Linked DNA regions of Homo sapiens: regions 2 and 3 are each linked to region 1. A link is an interaction called in ENCODE POLR2A ChIA-PET data of the cell type or tissue named here. Cell type or tissue: OCI-LY7. All regions are shown on one strand.

Region 1 (2,500 bases):
TTCGCTTCTCCCTGACGTTTCTTTCTTTTTAATATGTGTGTGTTAAATGTGTACATTTTTAAAGAGATAAGCTCATTTGTAAAATATCCGAAGAAACTGCTCCTCTTTTAAACTTTACGGATCTCTTTCTTTAAAGCCTTATGTAATCATAATTTAAAAGAATGTGATAACAGTACAGCAGGTTGAAATTTAAGTGCTATGTAGTGACTGAGTTGGGAATTTGATCTGATTATTCCATAAAGAAAGAAATAAAAGTTTTTTTTTGGGGGGGGGGTAAGGGAGTGTGGTGGTGAAGAAGGGGAGGGGAGGGAGAAGGGAAGTGGTTTTGGAGACAAGAAGTGAAGCTGCCTGTTTTCCAGTAAGTAATGGAGAAATTCCAGGAGCCAGGGCTAAATATACTTGGCGATCAATACAGAAATGGCTCATTGTGAATAATTTAGCTGCTGGTGCAGTGAGAGTTTTGAAACTAAAGGCAAAAAGGACCAAGGCCAAAGGGGGAAAAAAAAGTAAAAATCTTCTCAGGACTTGTCAATTCTTAAACTTTTTTCCCCACAGAATACAGTTAGATTATCGATCTTTTCATTATGTGAATCAAAGCTAGGGGGTGTCATCTCATACAGTTTACTTTTGTTTCTGAGAATTATGTTCTGTTGTGTGGCGTTTGTGCATGAGAATAATTGCCCAAAGTTTTTTTTTTTTTTAAATGATTCTCTCTAGCACAACCAAAGTTTATGAAATTTTCAAAATCAGACTGTATTAAGTAGGCTTGGCATTTGTGTCCAAGCATGGTCTGGCAGGAAATTAAGGTTACATTGAACAGGTGCTTACACAGAACTTGGGGTAGGTTAAAATGTCAATACAAGTCAGGGAGTTGGCCAACTGCTGTAGAAATCTTCAAGACACCGTTGGGCACTAAGTTTTTTGTTTTGTTTTGTTTTCTTATGTTTGTTTGTCCTCCCCCTCCCTATTAGAACATGATGAACCAACTTGCAACAATTGTGAATAGAGCTATCTGTATACTGGGGAAGTCCTCAAACTGCAGTGTGATTGTGGGAAGTAGTGAATGGTAAAACACTTAAATCCCAGTTAAAGCTGACACATTTGAGCTATACCCCCTATTTTTTCTTAAACCCAATAAATTTTGATTAAGAGAGTCATTCCCTTTTTGCTCTAGCCCATCTCACAGCACACTTATCTTTCCTATCCTATCTCCAGCAGGAATCAGATCATTTGCAGAAAGAGTTCAGTGACTTGCAAATGAGCACATACAGTACACTGTGTATGTTTCTGGGCACAGGTGGCAGCAGCAACATGGACTAACTGCTTGGAGCTTCAAATAAGTTAAGAATTTAATGGCAGATACTGAAAGGAATCATTGTATTAAGGGTATAATCTTTTGTTTTGCAGCATTGCACTTTGACTATGGAAACAGAGGCTATTGATGGCTATATAACGTGTAAGTATTAGTTTTCATTGATTTGTTATTGGTAATAAAGTTGCCTTTGTATTACCTGTGTTTTAATTCCTGGATTATGAAACTTTATTGAGAATTCTGTACTCTTTTTTCTCTCTGTTCACAATTTCACCTTTGAATGAGTTTGAGAAAATGACAGCACTGAAGTGAAATAAGAAGGAAATATAGAAACATACTAAGTTAAGTAGTGTACTTAAATCAATAGTAGCTAGCAGTTCAACACTTTCCTACTTTTTATAATTTACTTTGTTGTAAGTTGAGAATAGGCCAGGTTTCATATATGTCTATTAATATGGTGTGTACTAAATATTTACTTCTCTGTAACCTAATTTTTCAGACATATTATGTGAAAGAGAATTAGCTTTCCTAACTTGACATTTCTTTAGCTACCTGTCTTTTCCATCCTCTCTCTGATAGCCAGCATTTTGGAAAATGCTCATTATAAATTCTGTGTGCTTAACAATTAAATTAGATGTTAAAAGAAAAGTTATTTCTTTCAACTGAAAGATACTTTAGAAATCAACAACTTATGTATTGAGATAATAAAGTTTTGTTAATTTTTTTTATTGTGGGTTGATTATGGCTTCTCATCATTTCATTCAACTGTATATTTCTAAATGATATTTCCTTATAGTTTCTAAGGGAAAAATGTATTACCTTACAGTTTGAAGGCTATGCATGCCATTGCGTGTATAAAGCAAAGTTAGTAATTACATCTTATGTGACAATGAATAGAAACCAAAAGATTATATTTTGTGAAAGCAGGTGACAATGAGCTTTCACCCGAAAGGGAGCACTCCAATATGGCAATTGACCTCACCTCAAGCACACCCAATGGACAGCATGCCTCACCAAGTCACATGACAAGCAGTAAGTCTTCATTTTATGATTTTTTTTTGTGTGTGTGTGTCTCTCCAGCAACAGACTTTAATTTGTTAGGTCTGTGGGGTCCTCTCACATTGTGGTATAGCTACTGTTATAGATTTTGCTAAAGAAAGAACAACACAGATTTATTCCTGTTCATTC
Region 2 (2,500 bases), 260 kb after region 1:
TTTTATTTTTCATTAGTTTTCAGTTACTTAGCAAAGTACTTGGCACTCAGTATCTGTTTAATAAATAGTTGAATGAAAGAATAAAATCAGGTTAGTTTCACTCCTCTGAGCCCTCATGCTTTTCTGACATTGTACAAGTTAACTGAAACAGGTGAAAGAGTTTGTTTAGGAAATAAAAAATTACCGCATTCCGCAGACTTAGAGCAGTTAATTTCTTGGGAGCAGAAAATCGTTCCCCATCTCCCACTGGGCTCAGAGGAATTCCATTAGGGCAGCCAGACAATAATCCACCAAAGCCACCACATCTCTGCTGGGCAGTAAAACACTCACAGGATTAGCTCAGTCAGTCCTGTCACATAATGGGTTTCTGAAGAGTCAGGAGCATCTCTTTCAGAATTTTTTATTTGGGGTCAGCAGGACAATTTCAAAAAGCTATTGACTTTAAAGGGACAGAACAGGCAAAAAGCCTCTTTTGAAGCACAAAATTCATTGTTCTTTTCTGAAACAGCAAACTAAATGAGATACCCATAGGATGGCAGGACAGTTTGTAGTAGCAAACTAAACCAAATCAAAACCAAAAAGCCTTTTCTTGCCCTTGCTTCATATTGATGAAATGGTTTGTGAATGGATCTATACTCTAACCATGACTGTATTTGGCATCTTTGGAAGGTAGTTTGAGTCTTAGTGGATTCGTCTGGAAGGTTCTTTGGTATAACTAAATTTATCCAATTCCATTGCATTTCTTTGACTTCCTAGGCATCTTTCTCTGTAATACATATTAAGGGTTATACAGGCAATTATAAAATTAAATAACAAATAAGTTCTAAAAACAAGTTTTAGCTCCAGTTGGTAAAAATCTTTAAAATATTAGATTTTATTTTCTTTCTCTTAGAAAAAGAGGAAGTATTCTAGAGAATATAAAAAGACTTCTTGAGTACTAAGAGGTCGTGAAGACAGCTTTGGAAATGTTATAAGCGTCAAGATTCGCTCAAGATACACCTGCTTCTCTTGCAAAAGGTAAACAGACCTGATTTTTTTTTTTTTTCAATTGGAAACAGACCTGATTTTTTTTTCCGTTGGATGTTCCAAAAATATGGAGATGTGTAGAAAGTTAATTTGGAAGAGGGTTGTTAGGATTCAATGTGAGTGACAGAGAAATATGAGGGAGTGTACATGCCTTTACCTTAGTTCCCTGACTCCTGCTTCCCCATCTTTGAGTATGGAATTCATGCCGATTTAATCAGCTTTTCTCGTGTGTGTGGTTTTTATTCATTCTGTCACCAGGTGGTGCTGCACTGTATGATGATCCTATGTGTAGCCCTCCTGTTTCGGCAATCAACAAGTTGTGGTCTTACTAGACCTCACAATTAAGAGCATAATAGAGCTGTAAGTGAAAAGCATAAGTAGATGGTGGGCTGTTACTCTCCATAAGCTTGTCTATATTTGTGCTTCTCTTTGCAGTGTAGTGTTGTTTTTTCTTAATCCCCCAAGGCAGTTTCCTTTATTTTGTCCCAATGTATTATTAAACATCACTTTATGATTTTAAAAAGTAGCTTAACTAGTTTTAAAAATCATTTGTTTTACGTTTTTCAAATTGTAATATGTCACCTTTAATTTTTGCACTCTGGTGAGATATTGTTTATTAGGCAATTCCAAACTAAAACTTACGCCATGTTGGATGTGTCATGAGAATTCTGTTAGTCTCTACCTCTATAGATATTAAGGATAAATATGGGAAAATGAAACCTGCATGAGATAATAGCATATCAGAGTTGATTAGGGCTATCGAAACTTAAAGAACTCATTATACTGGTAAGTTTTGTTGCCACCATAGAATACAGGGCATACTCATTAGAAAAAATTAATACAATTTTAGAAATCAATAAAATTTAATAATTAATTTAAATAAGCTATTATTTAAATTAATAAATTAAATAATTTTTTATTAAACAAAAATTTAAAAAACTCTGTTAGTCTGTTATGTGTTGCTATAAAGAAATACCTGAGGCTGGGTAATTTGTGAAGACAAGAGGTTTATTTGGCTCACAGTTCTGCAGGCTGTACAAGCATGGCATCAGCATCTGCCTAGCTTCTGGTAAGTCCTCAGGAAACGTCTAATCATGGAGGAAGGCAAAAGGGGAGCTGGTGTATCACATGGCAGGAGTGAACAAGAGAGAGAAGGGGGAACGTGCCCCACTCTTAAAATACCAGATGTCATGTGAAGTCAGAGTGAGAACTCACTCATTACTGTGAGGAGGGCACCAAGCTGTTCATGAGGGATCTGCCCCATGGGACCCAATCAACTCCCACCAGGCCCCACCGTCAACCCTGGGGATTATATTCAACTTGAGATTTGGAGGGTACAAATACCCAATATATATCAGAAAACAAAATTTATTTTGCTAGTAATTTATTAATAAGGTAAATTTCAAAGAGAGCATTCCAGACCAGATAAATTATCAGATTTTGATGTAGATCTCCCTTAAAGTATATTTTCAAA
Region 3 (2,500 bases), 260 kb after region 1:
TTGATTTGCGTATGTTGAACCAGCCTTGCATTCCAGGGATGAAGCTGACTTGATCGTGGTGGATAAGCTTTTGATATGCTGCTGGATTCAGTTTGCCAGTATTTTATTGAGGATTTTCGCAACGATGTTCATCAGGGATATTGGCCTGAAATTTTCCTTTTTTGTTGTGTCTTTGCCAGGTTTTGGAATCAGGATGATGCTGGCCTTATAAAAAGAGTTAGGGAGGAGTCCCTCTTTTTCTTTTGTTTGGAATAGTTTCAGAAGGAATGGTACCATCTCCTCTTTGTACCTCTGGTAGAATTCGGCTGTGAATCCGTCTGGTCCTGGGTTTTTTTTGGTTGGTAGGCTATTAATTACTGCCTCAATTTCAGAACTTGTTATTGGTCTATTCAGGGATTTGACTTCTTCCTGGTTTAGTCTTGGGAGGGTGTTATGTGTCCAGGAATTTGTCCATTTCTTCTAGATTTTCTAGTTTATTTGTGTAGAGATGTTTATAGTATTCTTTGATGGTAGCTTGTATTTCTGTGGGATCAGTGGTGATATCCCCTTTATCATTTTTTATTGTGTCTATTTTATTCTTCTCTCTTTTCTTCTTTATTAGTCTGGCTAGCAGTCTATTTTGTTATGTTTTCAAAACACCAGTTCCAGGATTCATTGATTTTTTTGGAGGGTTTTTCATGTCTCTATCTCATTCAGCTGTGCTCTGGTCTTAGTTATTTCTTGTCTTCTGCTAACTTTTAAATTGGTTTGCTCTTGCTTCTCTAGTTCTCTTAATTGTGCTTTCAGGATGTCTATTTTAGATCTTTCCCACTTTCTCCTGTGGGCATTTAGTGCTATAAATTTCCCTCTACACACTGCTTTAGCTGTATCCCAGAGATTCTAGTGCATTGTGTCTTTTTTCTTATCGGTTTCAAAGAACTTATTCATTTCTGCTATATTTCGTTATTTACCCAATAGTCATTCAGGAGCAGGTTGTTCAGTTTCCATGTAGTTGTGTGGTTTTGAGTGAGTTCTAATTTGATTGCACTGTGTTCTAATTTGATTGCACTGTGGTCTAAGAGACTGTTTGTTATGATTTCCATTCTTTTGCATTTGCTGAGGAGTGTTTTACTTCCAATTATGTGGTCAGTTTTAGAATAAGTGCAATGTGGTGCTGAAAAGAATGCATATTCTGTTGATTTGGGGTGGAGAGTTCTGTAGATGTCTATTAGGTCTGGTTGGTCCAGAGTTGAGTTCAAGTCCTGATTATCCTTGTTAATTTTCTGTCTCATTGATCTAATATTGACAGTGGGGTGTTAAAGTCTCCCACTATTATTGTGTGGTCTTGTGTAGGTCTCTACACACAAGAGTGTGTAGGTCTCTAAGAACTTGCTTTATGAATCTGGTGCTCCTGTATTGGGTGCATATATATTTAGGATAGTTAGCTCTTCTTGTTGCATTGATCCCTTTACCATGATGTAATGCCCTTCTTTGTCTCTTTTGATCTTTGTTGCTTTAAAGCCTGTTTTATCAGAGACTAGGATTATAACCCGTGCTTTTTTTTGCTCTCCATTTGCTTAGTAAATATTCCTCCATCCCTTTATTTTGAGCCTACGTGTGTCTTTGCAACTGAGATGGGTCTCCTGAATACAGCACACCAATGGGTCTTGAATCTTTATGCAATTTGCCAGTCTGTGTCTTTTAATTGGTGCATTTAGCCCATTTACATTTAAGGTTAATATTGTTATGTGTGAATTTGATCCTGTCATTATGATGCTAGCTGGTAATTTTGCCCATTAGTTGATGCAGTTTCTTCCTAGCATTGATGCTCTTTACAATTTGGTATTTTTTTGCAGTGGCTGGTACCGGCTTTTCCTTTCCATATTTAGTGCTTCCCTCAGGAGTTCTTGTAAGGTAGGCCTGGTGGTGACAAAATCTCTCAGCATTTGCTTGTCTATAAAGGATTTTATTTCTCCTTCACTTATGAAGACTAGTTTGGCTAGATATGAAATTCTGGGCTGAAAATTCTTTTCTTTCAGAATGTTGAATATTGGTCTCCACTCTCTTCTGGCTTATAGGGTTTCTGCAGAGAGATCTGCTGTTATTCTGATCGGCTTCCCTTTATGGGTAACCCGACCTTTCTCTCTGGCTGAGAGAGAATTTTTCTTTTTACACCCCTTCCCTGTCAGCCCCACCAGCCTTTGCCAACACACACACACACACACACACACACACACACACACACATTGTTTAGCCAGTTCTGTTTTTCACTATATCCTGCAGTTTTAGAAGTATTTGGAGTGAGCAATTCCTAAGTCTTTCCAAAGTTGTGCAACGGGTATTAACTTGTTTCTTGTTCCTCTTACCTGCCTCTGTCTAGTATTTTGTTAAGTCAGTTACCATTCATACATCCACTTCCCACTCTCCAACATTTTGACTTCTGTTTTCTGTTGTTTCTCCCCCTGTTATTTTTATAGTGGTATTTCTTTTTTAAAAAAATTCCTGTCTGTTGTGCATTTTG

The links. Peaks named below come from ENCODE experiments on the same cell type or tissue, not always from the same donor. Only the 100,000 strongest peaks of a DNase experiment are listed, where the experiment ranks them.
Region 2: POLR2A ChIA-PET joins it to region 1 with 7 read pairs; 4 of 35 experiments call an interaction of 5 or more read pairs at or near these places.
Region 3: POLR2A ChIA-PET joins it to region 1 with 7 read pairs; 4 of 35 experiments call an interaction of 5 or more read pairs at or near these places.

What each region holds. Positions count from the first base shown.
Region 1 is chr2:213,147,552-213,150,051 of GRCh38, reverse strand. It overlaps IKZF2 (IKAROS family zinc finger 2), which reads left to right. Exons shown (of 9, transcript NM_001387220.1): 3 at 1,408-1,456; 4 at 2,240-2,344. The coding sequence starts at 1,423. Among named protein-coding and RNA genes, the nearest start is that of IKZF2, 2.8 kb to the left of the region's middle. RefSeq lists an enhancer at 716-815. In OCI-LY7, CTCF peaks have their summits at 380, 580 and 1,354; DNase peaks (open chromatin) are centred at 851 and 1,291; H3K4me3 peaks cover 1,992 bases; H3K27ac peaks cover 1,424 bases.
Region 2 is chr2:212,891,202-212,893,701 of GRCh38, reverse strand. No RefSeq gene overlaps it. Among named protein-coding and RNA genes, the nearest start is that of MIR4776-1, 34 kb to the left of the region's middle. In OCI-LY7, CTCF peaks have their summits at 1,089 and 1,291 (motif pointing right); a DNase peak (open chromatin) is centred at 1,301; H3K4me3 peaks cover 520 bases.
Region 3 is chr2:212,883,813-212,886,312 of GRCh38, reverse strand. No RefSeq gene overlaps it. Among named protein-coding and RNA genes, the nearest start is that of MIR4776-1, 41 kb to the left of the region's middle. In OCI-LY7, no CTCF peak of the experiment used is centred here; no DNase peak of the experiment used is centred here.